2 separate regions of the Mus musculus genome follow, and region 1 is linked to region 2. Evidence: chromatin loops called from intact Hi-C (ENCODE). Cell type or tissue: left cerebral cortex. All regions are shown on one strand. Links, peaks and the distances in the headings refer to the core of each region. The heading gives the core; the rest is flanking DNA. Region 1 overlaps Syne1 (spectrin repeat containing, nuclear envelope 1). Region 2 overlaps Syne1 (spectrin repeat containing, nuclear envelope 1).

Region 1 (8,337 bases), core at 174-8,173, 53 kb after region 2:
ACACGCATGTGGTCATGGTAACTGCTGGTTCTCTGAAGGTCCTGTTCTCTCTGTGCACATAGCTTGTCAGACTGGAGGCAAAGGTCTTGCCATTGGTCATTCAGGTGGGTTATTTCCTTGTGCTCAGGGGACTCCTGGTTCTTTGTTAGCTTGTCCACCTTTTCTACAATGGTGCTCACAGAGACCTGCTTACACTGTAGCTGCTTAATAAAATCCTGAAGGTGAAAATGTAAAACAAGAAATAATGTGTAAGTCCTGCCAAGTGAACAGAAAGAAACACAAATAGCTTTGAAATAAATATCCCTGAAAATTGGAAAAAAAAAAAAAAAACAACCATGATTCTTTCTTCTAAACACAAATTCCCACCTGTGAAAGAATCAGAGTAACTTTGATATTTTCTTGCTTTGAATTATTTTGAGAAGTAAGTTTTCTTGAAGTAAGGTCTTATTTTTCTCAAAATACTATGGAAGAAACTTTTAAATAATGAAAACAATAGTTTATGCCTTTATGGGAAAAAATAAATTTAGTTCAGTTTCCCTCTATTCTTTTTTATTATGTAGTTACAAATAATATTCCAGGAGAAAATAGAAATAACTTATCAAAGAAAGCAGTCTTAAAGCTTGTTTAAAATATGACCCTCATTCCAATCAAGTTAATTGATTGGAATATACTTATAATACTTATAATTCTCACAAATATATATTATACAGATTATTAATATATTTCTGCTTTATTTAACTTAATCGATGCATTTAACAAGTAGGCTTACATTTCTATAGCTATAGTGTAGTGGAAGCAATTTAAGCTTATTTCTGTCTAGTTTACAAATAAATGAGACTCAGACTATAATTTTTATTTGGCTTTGACAATTACTGGGAAGTAACCCCTAATGTACTTTTCTAGTTGTGGGCCTGGCTACCTCCCCAGTTATGTACCCTAGATATTTCCTGTTTCTTCTGGCCATGGGCTCATGGTTCCTCTCTTCTTGTGGTGCGTTCTCCTCTCTCTTCCTTGTTTTCTCTCCCCTCTCCTCCTTCACCTCCGGTGAGGTGACTTAAAATCCAGGTACCTTTCATCTCTTCATTTATTGGCTGTAGCCATTTTTATTTAACCAATAGTTTTAAACTAAGGTTTGCACGGCAAAAGCTGGTAACCCAGAGAATTCACTTATAGGCCTAGACCTTTAGGTACAGAATTAACATTACAATACATAGCCACAGACCAAACCTCAAGACTATATGCAATGAAAATATGAACACTAAGGTCTGTGTTTATTAAACAGACTTCCTGGTTTTGTGGGCTAAAGGTCAGCTGTCTTGCTTGTATATAATGAATGTTTCATATGAAAATGGCCATGCAGAACTCTGAAAATATACTTGAAATTTTATTTATTTACTTACTGAGATGGGGTCTTGCTACAGTGCCTGGGCTAGTCTTGACCTCCCGGGCTCAAGCCATTTTCCCTCCCTAGCCCCCAAGTAGAGAAGACTACAGGTACACATTACTGTGCTCAGCACATGTTTCTCTGCAACTCATACTCTCTTATTGCTTAAGTGGCTGCCCCAGTACTAAGGATTCACAACGCCCCTGGGCGTACAGAAGCGAATATATTGAGTGCATTGCATCTCTTGCTCTGTCTTGGCTTCCTCCCTGACCCCTGACCCCATGCGGGCATCAGTTCCTACCTTCACTTGCATGACCATGTTCTGAGCAATATTTATCTCCAGCTCAGTGTGCCTCCTCTTCATGTTCTGGAGTTGTTGGTCAGCATCCTGTAGGTAAATCCAGAGCTCGGCCTTCAGGCTCTTGATCTCCTCCCAGCCCTGAGTTAAGTTCTGTGCTTGGACCAGCCTTTGTTCAATCTGGAGGAAACACAGTTAAATGTTAGTTCATTTTCCGTACCTCATCTCTGTTCAGTGAATCTAACCTCTGGGTTGTCAGTGGGTTGCTGGGAAGAGCCTGGTCCTGTGCTCCCGCTCAGCCAGATCCGAAAGGCACCTCTTTCTTTGTATCAAAGAAAAACAGATTTCCTTTAGGCTTAAGAGTTTCCAACGAATTAAAACATCTAAGAGTTCTCCTGTGTGATTTTTAATCAGTGCTGCAAAGATCCAAGAAATTTTACCAATGTATGAGATCAAAGAGTTCCCCAAGAGCTTTTCCATTTAGGCCAAGCAGTAAATACATCTATTTGACTGGAAAATTGGGATTTGAGTAATTAAGAAAGGCTCACATCTCTTATATATTTGTTTCTTCATCTTTAAAAACATGGTTTAATGTTGTTATCTGCTTTTTTATTTATTTATTTTTTGGAAAGTGAATTATACAGGCCTAGAAATTCTGGCAATCCTCCTGTTTCAACCTCCTTTACCCGGACCCCAGGAGTGGGATTTCAGATTTACCACACTGCTGTACATAGCCCTATCAATGTTTTAGATTGTCTTTAGATCTGCCCTTCTGGTTTTTGGAAGTGTATAATTTGTCTTATTACAACTGTCACCCTTTGGAAGGATTTAAGCAGTAGCCCGTTGGTGGGCCTTATATAAAAAAGCTAGGGCAGTGGACTCTTCAGCGTATTCCTTAAAGAACAGGATGGGAAAGGAGAAAAGAACAACAGAAAGAGGCGCGAGGGACTAGGAAAACCACGAGAGACTGGTAATTAAGGTGGAGGAAGGTGCCAGCGGTGGTGGTTGTACAGACTAAACAATTCAGTGGTGACTCCACTGACTTAGTATCTACCTTCCTTTCTGGGATGGCAAAAATAAAATAAAATAAAATAAATCACATATTGACTTGTTACTGTGGCTTGAAGAGGGTTATAGCAAGAATATCTCCAGAAATATTTTCTTTAAATCTCACAGCTTTGAAGATGGAGAGAAGATAACAAGGCAGACAAAGCAGACAATTAGTTGCAATCATGAACATATATATATATATATTTACCAGCTGCTCTGTTTGCTGAATATCTTTTGCTGTGTTTTTCACTGAGGAGTTTGACAAGTCACACATGGAGCAAAGGAGATCCAAGTAGGTCCTGGCCTGCTCTTGCAAAGCTCTGAAGTGTTTGACCTGAAAAAGAAAAAGAAAAAAAAAAAAGGATTGTCAGGTTGAACAAGAGGGGTGCACTGTTTTGGTGGCGAACTGTGCAGTTGGTAGCCTTTTATTGATATATCAAAAATCATCTTGTTATGTCAGTGTTTTCCACACTGTCCTGAAATATATTTGTGACTCATGGGAGAGAATTCCAAACACACTGTAGGATCTGTTTGTCCGCCATCTGCTTCCCATTATAATTAAAGCTGTCTGCGTGGTCTGGGAAGGGGGCAACGTAAGGCTTGTCTCCAGACTCTCTGGATTTTTCTACCAGCATTCTCATTTAGGAGAAGAAATCGCAGCGCACTTGTCTCTGCTTAGTTATGCTTGTGTATAGCCTGAGACAAGATCACTGTCAGGGTCAGCTGGGGAGCTTCTTCAGAGTGATATGACCAGGGTTCCTTTTGATGCAAAAAGTTCATCACCTGCTCTTCCCTTTTTCAGAGTCCACCAAGAAGGGCTTATGTGAAATTTTTTTTCATTTCTCCATGGAAACACAGACACACAGCTGCTTAGCATTGAGGAAACATATGTTTTAGATACAGTGTATAAAGCACTCCAAATAACACAATCTTGGCTCTCATGGACTGGCACTCTTCTGAGGAAAAACAAGGTAATAGATCAGCAGATGCATGCCTGGCACAAGAAGTAGGAAAGAAAGGTGCTGAGAGTCTAGACGGTGTGGAGAAAGCATTGCTACTGCACAAGCAGCATATCTCCAAGACTGCTCAGAGTGTTAGATCGGAACATATTCAGGAAGTGAGCCATCAAACACGACAAAGGATGGACAGTGGGTGCAAAAGCCAAAGCAGAGGGAACCCTGAGTCGACAGAGACCAAGTCCTGGAGGCTGTCAATCAGTGGTCAAAAGGGTGAACAGAGACCAAGTCATGGAAGCTATCAAAGCTATTAATTGCATCTGTAATAAAAGGCTGGAAGGCAAGGAATGGCTCAGGAAAGCTTACAGTGTAAAGAAAATCCATCATGTGTCCACAGTGTAGTTTTATTCTGCTCTAAGGAGAGATAGAATCGTGTACTGTGATGGGACATAAGTAGAACTGGAAGCAACTATGTTAAATGAAATAAGACAAGCATCCTGGTGTTCTGCTTTCTGCCTCTAGTTAGCATGTCCAGTCTCAGAACCACTGAGATCTGAGGTAAATAGCTCTGTGAGGATAGGTCTGTCTGAAACATTATGGAATGTCCAGTAGTATCCCTGGACTTCAGCATCCCAATGACTGTTAATTGTGGCAACTTACAATGCGTTTAATCACCACTAAATGACCCTGGTGGGGGCAGGGGACTTAAGAAGATGTCCCCCAAGTCCACACCTCAACTTTTCCTTTGTTAGACAAATTATGAAAACAGTCTATTCATGGGCTGTGGCATAAATTTTGGAATTTATTCTAAAAGATGATGGATGGCATTGGATGCCTTGACCAGGCCTTGGCCTGAATGCTATTCTTGAAGGCACATGGAGTAATAGGGAACACAGAGAACTTGCCAGCTTCTCCGGTGGCTATAAGAAGTACAGATCTATTTCCAACCATACAGTGTCTTTGGTATTCATTCAATGTGCAAAGTGTTTCCCATCCAGTGAGTCTTACTAACCATTAACCAGAGTGAAAAGAACCATCTAGTGCCTCATGACCCACAGTAGCCAGTGTGAAACGGATCATTTCACATCCCATGACCCAGGGGAGGGCAGCTGGCCCAGACAGCTCAATTTCTCAAAATGACAAGAAAATAAGCTGTCAAGAATTGAATTATAATCTCAGCACCCAAGAGACAGAGGCAGGTAAGTATCTGTGAGTTTGAGGCCAGCCTGGTCTACAGACTGAATTCCCGGACAGCCAGGGCTACATGGAGTAACCTGGTCTTAAAAAAAAATTAAACTAAATTTAAAAAATAAAAATAAGATTAAAAGTACATGTAATTTAAAGGATAATTATTCATTTTGTGACTAATAGAGTTACCTTAATCCTAACCAATAGAAAAACTTTCAAATGATTATTGCTAGAATTAACTTCAAAGGTAAATCTGCCATACTTTTTCTCAGCTCAATTCCTAATTCCATGCCTCATAAAAATGTGATTCTGATTGGAATACAGCTTGGAGCCACAGTGTAGATGCTGGTCAAAGCTTAGCACTGAGTCTTCCCGTGAGAACTCCTCAGTAACAACAGGGAGCTTTAGCCATATGTCAGTACTAGTCAACTGTGGGGGCCTGTACACTCTGGCAGGAAGACAGTGTCTAACAAGGAGAACATTAACTAGTTGGGACAAAACAAAGAATAAAGAACAGAAAAAGAAAATTTGACCAAACAAAATTTGTTTGCCTCCAGTGTCTCAGATCCAGATGGACTATAGTCTCTAGATCCCTTCTGTGGCTTCTTTCAAGTGGGAGGCAGGCATACAGTGCGGCTGTGGGAGGGTAGTGGTGCTGTGGATGGCCCTGGTACTGTTGTACTTTGATGTTAATCCTGCTTTCCCAGGAGGGTTTTTCTGGACCGAGGAATAAGTCACTTACTCAGGCGACTCCTTGTGAACCATCCCCTAATGAATAAAGGCATCAATCACTGGGAGAGTAGGCGGGACTTTTGGAGGAAGAGAGGAAGCAGGAGAGAGGGGCTTTTTGATGGGGATAGCGAGAGGGCAAGATGTAGCTACTAGCGTCTCCTGGCTTATATGGTGAATCCACCAGGATGAGTACCACTGGAGGATTTAGAATTAATGTGTCTTACAAAATTAGGATTCTAGTCGTGGCAACCAGAGTTTGAGTTACCATTGTTTCTGAACTAAGTTTGTGTGGTGTTTTCCTTCACGCAGCAGATTGACTGGATTCAAGAGAGAAAGGTACAGCAGCAAGGGGTGGGTTTGCCAGATGTGCACCACAAAGGCCATGGGGCTTTGAAACATGGGGCTGGTATGGTAGTGACCCTCCAGTGAGAATTTAGCAAGCTGGGTGGAGAGATTTTGGGGCTCTGAGTCAGAGAGTCTCCATAAGATAAGAACTGGCCACCGAGACCGCCGGGGCTAAGGATAGCTGGGTAAAGTGCAGGAACTTGCCGTTCATTTTAATATTTCCCACACCACAGCATGGCTCAGAGCTATGTATTCAGGAACTTGAGGAAGATCAGTGCCTTATCCTGGTTAGTGTAGTAAATCCTGCCCTGTGGTTCTGGCACAGTGCCATTGTGAGAAACTTTTTGTTTGGCATACCCCTTTTTTTGGGGTGGCAACAAAGGAGAAAAATTAAATTTTGTTTTGGAATGTGGTAAGTAGAACTCATCACTAATAAAGGCCCACATAGAGAAGGGGTGACTTGAGGAAGCCCATGATGGAAAGAAAATGTGACCAACAGCCATGATGAAGATGTATGTTCTGCCAGAAAGCAGGATGATGGAACTGAAGAGCACCATGTTAAGCAAAACAAGCCAGGCTAAGAGAAACAAACATCATGATTTTCTTCATGTGTAGACTTAGGAGAATAAAATAATGGACTTGAGAGTACATGGAGGCCTATTAGGGACATGGGTGGAGGTAGGGGGCGGTAAGAGAGGGCAGAAAAGGTGTGATCAGGAGATGTGCCAGAATGCCACAAGAAAACTCACTGTGTCATATAATTTAATACACAATGCAAACTGAAAAATAGAAAAATCAGAATTTAAATAACCACCAATTCTTTCTTTCTTGGCTCAAAAATGTACATTTATTTCTTTCCTTACACCATGCTTTCCAAAGTCTGATGTGTGGACTGATGTGAACGTTTTCATGACTTAATGTAAATCACGTAAGCCCAGGGCACCCTGGGATGGAGTAAATGGGCGTTTCTCTGTGAGGGTTAAATGGACAATTGTGTTATATTGGCCCCCATCATAAGCAAATTAAAATCTTTACTTAATATTGTTAATTTATCTGGCAGTAGTAACAGCCACAAGTAAATTCCTACATGACATTTTCCCACAAGATTCTCACTGCATGTTCAGCTGCCAAGCACAAAGGTTTGAGAAATACTCCTTTATATCCTAATGACGTTTCCATAGCATGGTTACATTATATTACTATGCTACAGGTCTCTTTCATGTGACAACAATTAACACTCCCTTCATCATCCACTCACCAATTACTTTCGAAGCTCACTCTGTGTGTGTGTGTGTGTGTGTGTGTGTGTGTGTGTGTGTGTGTGTGTGTGTGCAAGGAGGGGAACAACAGTTTGGGGAGGTAAGTATTACTTTTCTGTTTCTCATCCCCATCCCTTTGGGAGTTGATGTTTGAATTCCAGCATAATTCGGAAGTATACACACAGCTGGTCCTCTAGCCAGAGATTCTGTACCCACGGCTCAGTCCACTGAAAGCATTGAAGAAAACCAAAATTGTGTCTGTCATTAATATGTCCAGACTTTTTCCCCCATCAGGTGTGCCTACACAACTTCATATATCAGCTATCTTTGAAGGATTATATTGCATTAAATATTCAAAATAATTTACAGAGGGTGTAAAGAATTCGGGTGGACATGAGTAAGTTCATTGCCAATATCACACCATTTCCAACAAAGAACTGCACATCTGCATGTCCTGGTATAAACAGGGTCACTGAACAAGCTCCCTGTGCATTTCCAGGAGCAGTTGTATTTACAAGCATCACTTCATATAAAAGAGAACCCAGGCTCAGAGATGTTAAGTGCTGTAGCCAACAGATAAGGTGTTTGTGGCAGGATTTTCCCTGTCCAGTTATATTAAAATATTAGTGCAGCAGGAGGTCTGTGAAGGTCTGTGATTGGACAGGGAAAAGGGAGGTGGAGCAAAGAGTTGCAGAGACAGAGAGTGACTCAGAGGAGGGAGAGAGAGAAGCCAAGATGGAGGTGGATGGATAGAAAAAAGATCCTGATCCCACATAGTTTTAAATAGCCACAGGTAGTTATGAATAACATATAGGAATAGAACTTGTTTGATCTAAGTGGGCAGCTTGTATCATTATCAACTGGCTCTGATATTATTGTGTGAGCATCTTGTAAATTGAGAATTTATTGATACTTAATCTGACTTGTTAATTATAAGCTTCTAGAGTTTTATTTCTACTAGGTTGCTGGGTGTTGTGGCAGCTGACGGTGGGATAGATGGATGGTCGTTGCGTGGGGCTGGTGTGGCAGGGAAGGGAACTGGGGAGCTCCTGCCCTGCTGGAGAGTTGGCAGACAGAGAGTAGCTGGAAGGAGCGTGGGAACTTGATGGTTCCTTTTTAATATTT
Region 2 (8,337 bases), core at 196-8,195:
CCACATGCATCTGTTCTTGGAAGCTCACTGCTGTGCAAAGGATGCTCTCTCTTCATCCTTAGAGCTTTGTAAATCTCTGTAAGTCAGTGGTTCTCAACCTGTGGGTGGAGGTCCCTTTAGGAATCACAGATCAGATCTCCTGATTATCAGATATTTACATTATGATTTGTAACAGTAGTAAAATTACTGTTACAGCAATAAAAATAATCTTATGACTGGGGGTCACCGCAGCATGAGAAGTGTATTAAACGGAGGTTATTAAAGAAGTGTATAAAGAAGTATATAAAGAAGTGTATTAAAGGCATGAGGAAGGTTGGGAACCAGTACTCTAAGTGGTAGGACTTCTTTTTCTCTTTTTCTTTTCTTTTCTTTCTTTTTTTTTAAGACTTATTTATTTTGAGTGTATATAAGTACACTGTAGCTGTCTTCAGACACACCAGAAGAGGGTGTCAGGTCTCATTACAATGAGTCACCATGTGGTTGCTGGGAATTGAACTCAGGACCTCTGGAAGAGCAGTCAGTGTTCTTAGCTATCTCTTCAGCCCCCTTATTTTTCAACTTTAGCTATCTTCTCCCTTCCTGGGTGTGGAGGATGGGGATTGTTTGTTCATTTGCTTGTGTCTCTTTGGTTGTTTGTTTTGAAACAGGGACTACATAGATCAGACCTCCAATTTGTTGTGTAAGAGGATGGCCTCAAACTCCTGATTCTCCTGCTTCTGCCTGACAAATTCTGGGGTTGTATATCCTTGCCACTACACCCAACGAGAACTTCTGTTCTGTTGAGATATAGTTTTCTTATATTTGCAACATCTTTTATCGAACCATATAATCTATGGGTGCCTTTGAATGTGCAATCCCTGCCTCATTATTTATAGGTGTCAGCAACATGCCCAGAGTTGGGGGTGAAGGATTTTTGAGATCTCATTGACTTTATAGACTGACTCTCTTAATTGTTCATTCAAAGTAGTTTCATGCATTATTAATTATGATCACTTGCTGAAGACCCGATTGTCAAAAAATAAAAACTCTGTATTATTTGTTCAGATTTTAGCCTCCTCTATAATTAGAGAACAGGCCTCATTATGTCTCCTCCTCTTCTGCAGTTGTAAGCCACACTCATCCTCCCCCTCACTCTCCTCCACCTTCTCACAGCTGTGCATACAGTGCCTTCCTCCCACCTGTTATTATTCCAATTCTCGCCCTACATGTGGGCTAGATGTCTCTTAATCTACTCCCTACTCCCTTTTTTCTTATATAGCTCAGAATAATATTTCTGTTTTCTCCACACCATGCTGGTGATTCACCCCCAGTTACTTTCAAATCATATATTTATAAAAAGCCAGTCTTTTGGCTGTTGGCCTAGGGGGTGTTCGAGACATCTAAGTGAATTAATTCTAACTCATAATACAGTTGGTGCCTAATTCATATAAGAAATGACCAGAAAGAAAAAACACAACTCCTCATTAAATCTCAGTTGATTCGGCTGATCGGGGGTGTGGTGACGTCCCTGGCTTCTGCTTCTATCTCCTTCTCTGAATATTCTTCAGTAAGAAAAAGTGTGGTTTGGCTCCTTGGAACTGTCAGTTCTGCACTGCTCAGGCTGTCCTCCCTTCCCAACTTCTGGCCCAGCATCCAAGCTCGGTGACAACCAGGAAGATTTTATTTGGAGTGATGAAAACATTTTACAAACAGATAGAGGTGGTGCTTATATGATATATAACCATTTTAAATGTCAATGAATTGTATGCTTTAACTAATTTTGCTACGTGGTTTTCATTTTGTAATATGTAAAGAAATCCGTCTGGAAGCTCAACACACCTTCAGTCTCATAATTCAGAGAAGAGTTCATGGCCAGCAGCTGGCCCCCAGTAGCTGATCCAACTACTGTGAGAGGAGGCGGAGAGGGAGAGAGAGAGGGAGAGGGAGAGGGAGGGGGAGGGGGAGGGGGAGGGGGAGGGGGAGGGAGAGAGGGAGAGGGGGAGGGAGAGAGGGAGAGGGGGAGGGAGAGGGGGAGGGAGAGGGGGAGGGGGAGGGGGAGGGAGAGGGGGAGGGGGAGGGAGAGGGAGAGGGGGAGGGGGAGGGGGAGGGGGAGGGAGAGGGAGAGGGAGAGGGAGAGGGAGAGGGAGAGGGAGAGGGAGAGGGAGAGGGAGAGGGAGAGGGAGAGGGAGAGGGAGAGGGAGAGGGAGAGGGAGAGGGAGAGGGAGAGGGAGAGGAGGCAGAGAGGGAGAGGGAGGTTTCTTTGGGTCGGCACTGACTCGTGGTGATAAAGAGGACATGTGAGCGACAGGAACAGAGTTAGACAAGTGGCTAGAGATTACTAGAAGTCGGGAAAGGGATCTGACAAAGGGGGAGGGGGCAAGGAGAGAGGATTTGATCAGTTCATATTTTATATATGTGACTTCACTGTACCTCTGATCTGCCAAATCCACTGAGATTTAACTAATGACGAGTTGTGTTGTCTTTTCTGGCTATTTCTTATATGATTCTCTCTCTCTCTCTCTCTCTCTCTCTCTCTCTCTCTCTCTCTCTGTATGTGTGTGTGTGTATCTCTCTCTGTCTCTGTCTCTCTCTCACACACACATACACACATGTATACTTATATATACATATATAATAAATTTTAGAAAATCATACTGACTCCCATTAAGATACCCATCCACTAATATTTTAATGCAAGACAAATACTTGGAGCTTCACCCAAGCCCAATCCTTTAATAGTAGGGCCACATGGAACTTAAGTTTATTCCATTCCAAAAGAAAAGAGTAACTCTACTCAGTCTCCAGGCTATACCTTTGAGTACAATTGTTTCCATGATTCATTTGTTAGAATAAAATAGCCTCAGAACTTGTCCCAAAGCCTGTCACTGAGCTGAGTGTGGTAAAGATGCCAAATGCCCGACACCCCACCCCTTACCTGGGCAGTCTGGGAAAGCTGGCAGGCTGACAAACTGAGCTACTACCCAGGCCCAGATCCAGGACTTTGAGCTGGCCCTCCATAACACCTACCCCACCTATGAGCTGCTCAGGTATGTGAAAGGGCTGATCCTGCAGATCCAAAGCTGCAGGGTCTCCATGACTCAGGGCCACAGCAGGATATCCGAGAGGAGTCTCCGAAGACCCAGCATTGACAGTGGAGCAGAAGCCAGAGGCCTCAAACCAGACCAATGACTCATTGTAATGAACATCTGCAAGCTGTTTGGGCAAAAGGGCAGATTGTGTGACACACTATGACACACCGCAGCTTCCATGGTGAGGTGCTTTGTTGTTGTTTGTTTTTCATTTTTGTTTTTATTTCCTTTGGGGGGTTATAGAGTGGAGGGCAGATATGGGAAGAGTGGGATTAGGTGCATGATGTGAAATTTACAAGTATCAATAAAATTTTATGAAAAAAAAAACATAGAAAATGGCTCAAATTCCAACCACAGGGTATAACATTCAAACACACATCACCATCATTCGAACTGCACTGGGTCCTGTGCCCATTATACATCATAGAGAGCCTAACTGGAGAGAGAGGGGCCTGAAAGCACCAACCAGACTGAGGAAGCACATTGAGGCAAGAGTCCGGAGCAGTGGTACCCAACCTTCCTAATGCTGCAAACCTTTAGTGCAGTTCCTCATGCTGTGCTGACCTCAAGCCATAAAATTACTTTTGTGGCTACTTCATAACTGTCATTTTGCTATTACTACTAATTACAATATAAATATGTGATATGCAGGATATCTGACCTGTAACCCTTGTAGGGGTTGAGACCCATAGGCTGAGAACCTTGTAAGAATTAGATCAATAAGAAATAATCCTTATGGCAGCGTTCAGGAAAATAAGAAGCAAAACATTTCTATCAATTCCTTTAAAGTATAAACAAGCATCCTGGACTTCTCCACCACTGTTCAGTTGGAATTTAGAAATAGAAGATCTATAATGAAGGACTGTTCCTGACTCCAGGGACAGATTTAGATAGTGTGTCGGCACTAGCTCTTCGTGTAGGCAGCTTTGCCCCAGAATTTGTAGAACTTAGGAACAGACATTGGAAGCGAACAAAGATGGCCCAGGAAGAAGAAGCTAGAGTGCAGGGTATATACACAACTGCACCAAATTGCATGTGCTCTGTGTCTCCTCACCCTCCATTAGGCCATTAATAAGCTACCTAAGCTGTGATGTCTAGCTTACGTTCGTCATTAAATGAGCTATGTTGTCTCACTGTGGTCATGGGAGGCACTGTCTTCAGGAACAGCAAAAGGACAGAAAGTCATGGCTTCAGCTGCAAGAGAAGTTATTTGATGTCTTTCTGATTCATAATAAGCAGCAATAATGTACAATTTTAGCTGGGTGTTGGGGGAGCTGTGGTCAGTTACCTAGGTTTATAGGGATGATAAGCCTCCAAAAGAGGTAGAGATAACCTAAAGATAGACAGAATGAAACAATTTAAACCTTCTCCCAGATCACTGGTTCTCAATAATATGTGTGGCTCTTGAATTACCCTGATAAATACTGCTCCTAGATAACTCATTCCATATTCTCTTTGGATGCTTGAAGGAAAACAGGTCCATCAGGCAAGAACATAACACTATGGCCCCTCTAGTAAGGGACAGGGATGTCTGGAGGTGACAGTACTCTAGCAAGACAATGGATGGCAGTCAGAGAGAACAGTGTGGCAATAGTCACGTGAGTGCTGGATCGTCCTCATGACTGTTATGATCTAATAGAAGATCATATGCCATGTTTGTAGCCATGTTTCCCAAGCCAGGCAGACTGCGGGGCACTCTAGTGTATCTAAAACATAGTTTGTCAAAAGGTCTAAAATAGGTCTATCCTGTGTATTTAACACCTACCCTAAGAAGTTACAAGAGTTTCAAAAGCCTGAAACCACTATTTCTCAATATGCCATCTTTAGATGGAATGTGTACATTTTTATCTTAAAGTGAAAGGCGGTGTATTGCAAAAGAAAGCGCTCGTACTGGACAGCACACCATGAAGTCCACGTTTATAGTAGAGTCCAAATGGAGTGTAGAGCGGTAGTGTGTGTGTGTGTGTGTGTGTGTGTGTGTGTGTGTGTGCGCGCGTGAATCACAGCTCTATAGCCTCGTTTCTAAAGCTGATAAGCTGTGCTGTCTCTAACAGACATGTCTGTCACTTTGCGCTTTTATCTCTCTCTTAAGATTCATATTTTATTGTTTATATATGTGTACATGTGTTTCTGTGTAAGTGCCACGTGTGTGGGGTTGTCTGAAGAGGCCAGAAGAGGGCATCTGATCCTCTGGAGCAAGAGATTTGAATAGCCATGAATCTCTCAGAGGGGTGCTGGGAAGCAGGAAGTGCTCTTACCCACTGAGCCGCCTCTCCAGCTCCTGCTCTGTTCTGTGATGGTCCCCTAAGTGGGTCTAGTTGCACTGGACTGCTCTTTCATTTCCTGTGTGCTAGAATTATTGATGTGTACTGAACACCTGGCTTTTTTTGTTCAGTTACATGTAATTACTTTTATGTCTAGGACTGTTTGGTCCATGTGTGTGTGTGTGTGTATGTATATATGTATGTATACACACATACATATGCACCACTTGTGTGTCTGATAGCCTAGAGGTCAGAAGATCATATCAGATCCCTGATACTAGAGTTATACGTGGTTGTGAACCACCAGGAGGGTGCTAGGAACTGAACCTGGATTCTAGGCAAAAAGCACCATGCATCAATCTATGGGGCCTATAGGTCAATTAACAACTAAAAACATCTTTCTTGCCCTCTGCTTTTGGGGGGGGGGGACTGTCATATGCTGCTGGGTCCTAATTAGCATTGTGCAGTACTTTCCTATGTCGTGTGGACTCAGCACCCAGACTAAAGCAGGTCTCCACATCCTTAGACCTCAGTTTTGCCACATAAGTGACATTAAAGCACTGAGTAGGTCTCACTGGCAGTGCCCACTCGCCATGTGTGATTTTAGCATACATTTTAAGCTGTTGCCTTTTGGGTAGCATCTTTCTAAATTAGATTTATGGAATCAGCTCTTTCTTCACATAGATCTTGACTCTTTCTCTAACTTGCATAAGCTTTGAAAAATGACTGGAGTCAGAGCAACACAAGATGAAAACTTAGAACTCTTTCCCACTGAAATCTGGGGAGCATTCCCTGATGAGGCCAATTTGGGATATAAATTTCATATTTGTTCTTACAACAAAGGCTCATAACTAAACAAAATCAATCTGGCAACTAGAAGAAAAGACAGCTAGTATCAGAAAAATCCCCAAGCAACACCAACGCATGTAGTTTTCTAAAATTAGAATCCAGGTCTGATTTCCTCTGTTTCCTTCTTAGACCCCACCCACCCTGAAGGAGTGGTGGCAACTCCCACCTTTTGGAATCTTGCTCACTCCAACAAGAACTGCTGCCCTGTTCTCCCCACGAGGAGCCTGACAGGCCAGCTACAGTGTACTCTGAATCCATCTCGCAGGAAGCTGAAGTCATTGAGATTGCTATTTTTACCTGGTGCTCAGCCATCTGGCTCTCTGGACTCCGGCTGGGCTCGAGGCTCTCACCTAGCTTCATCTCCATGGCCTCCATTTTAGTCGAGATGGATTGGAGAGAGTCTTGGTACTTCTGCTGGCGTTCCAAAACTTCGTAGAGAGTCCGCTGTTTCTCACTGATCTGAACAAGAAAAGAGACCTTACCAACAGCTTCCTGCTTCTTATCTTGCAGGTTGTGACATTTCTTTCCTCACAGCTTTACTCAAGGGCATCTGACTGTCTCCTAGATGTGTAACTCTGCGTGCATTTCATAAGATGATACTGAAAGCGATGGATGTCTGAGGAGCTTGAACAGTTCAACGCTTTAAAGACTTACCACGTTTTTTAAGGTTTCCCAGGAACGTTGTAAGTCACCCAGCTTGGCAGTCGCTGAAGGCTCCAGTCCTGGCTCATACAACTCTTGGGATACAGCAGCACTGGGGGGAATTCTTGCAGCATCTGTCTGCAACCCCTCGGCTGACAGAGCTTGGTAGTACGCAATGTCCTGGGTGGAGAGTAGAGTGTCAGAGTGAAGGAAAGGCAAGTTCAGTGCGCTTAGGAAACTATTCTTAATGCAGTGGAAAGGCTTAAGATTTACATTCATTGTTGGTGCCGTGAAAATAACATTTAAAAATAATGCTTGAAAATAACATTTAAAAATAAAGAATTTAAAAGATAACAAGTGCATTATAATTGCTTTAGCAATCTCATAAATATGAAAAAATGTATATCAACATTTCACATTGCCAAAGTACCTTCTTGTTTTATATTTGGTAAAATGGTAATGCAAACTATTCATGCAGTAGCCCCTATTTAACAGGTTTATTTCTATTTAATCAGTTACACTTCTATTTAACCAGCACACCCATATTTAACTAGTGTGTCTCTAGTTAACATCTAACTATCTAGTACACTTCTATTTAACAAACACACCTCTAATTTACCAGCACATCTCCACTTAGCCAAAATATCTATATTTAACTAGTACATCTTTACTCTATCTGGATATCTGTAATTAGCCAGCATACCTCTATTTAACTAGCACTGCTCAAATAACCAATGCATCTCTAATTAACCAGTATACTCTATTTAACCAGTACATTTTAATTAATTGGGCACCTCTATTTAGCTAGTACACCTCGAATTAACTACTATGCCTATATTAAACCAATATAGAAAAGGGGTGGGCTCTACCTGATCTAGTTCCCAAAATGGAGTTCACAACATTGGTTAACATTCTGAATAAGTATTGAAAGGGTTTTTTTGTTGTTTATATGTGTGTTTGTGTGTTTGTTTTAAAGATAAATGTACGAGAAGGCAGGAGGATTGGGAGGAGTCCAAGGATACGCTCAGGTACATACCAAGTTTGAAGCTAGCCTGGGCTAGAGGAGACTGTCTCAAAAATGAATCAATCTAGAACTATTAATTTTGTAAATGAGGCCATATTTTACTATTTGTGAGTGAATTATTCACACAAAAATATAATTACTTCAAATATTAAATGGTACAAAAATCTAAGAAACTAATAATTTTAAAAGATCAGTCTAGGCCTAGCAGTGGTGGCACACCCTTTAGTTCCAGCACTTGGGAGGCAGAGGCAAGTGGATCTCTGAGTCCCTGGCCAGCCTGGTCTACAGAGCAAGTTCCAGGACATCCAGGGCTACACAGAGAAACCCTGTCTTGAAAAGTAAAACCAAAACCAAAACCAAAAAACAACATCCATCTATTTATTTATTGGAAATATGTGAGAAATCAGCAAAGTTACAGTGGAAAACTCATGGTTTTGACTGTCTTTTAATTTCTTGTATGTCTGATATACATATACATATGTGTGAATGT

The links. Hi-C counts contacts between places; a loop is a spot of excess contacts. Peaks named below come from ENCODE experiments on the same cell type or tissue, not always from the same donor. Only the 100,000 strongest peaks of a DNase experiment are listed, where the experiment ranks them.
Region 1: it touches region 2 in a loop (4-fold over the local background); 3 of 42 quality-filtered maps call a loop at or near these places.

What each region holds. Positions count from the first base shown.
Region 1 is chr10:5,231,627-5,239,963 of GRCm38, forward strand. Syne1 (spectrin repeat containing, nuclear envelope 1) reads right to left here. Exons shown (of 146, transcript NM_001347711.1): 74 at 2,941-3,066; 75 at 1,686-1,862; 76 at 1-215. Among named protein-coding and RNA genes, the nearest start is that of Gm51757, 91 kb to the right of the region's middle. In left cerebral cortex, for the core only: no CTCF peak of the experiment used is centred there; DNase peaks (open chromatin) are centred at 3,322, 3,632 and 5,511; H3K27ac peaks cover 705 bases.
Region 2 is chr10:5,178,918-5,187,254 of GRCm38, forward strand. Syne1 (spectrin repeat containing, nuclear envelope 1) reads right to left here. Exons shown (of 146, transcript NM_001347711.1): 93 at 6,836-7,003; 94 at 6,479-6,640. Among named protein-coding and RNA genes, the nearest start is that of Gm51757, 140 kb to the right of the region's middle. In left cerebral cortex, for the core only: no CTCF peak of the experiment used is centred there; DNase peaks (open chromatin) are centred at 1,239, 1,554, 4,010, 6,481 and 1 more place; H3K27ac peaks cover 1,183 bases.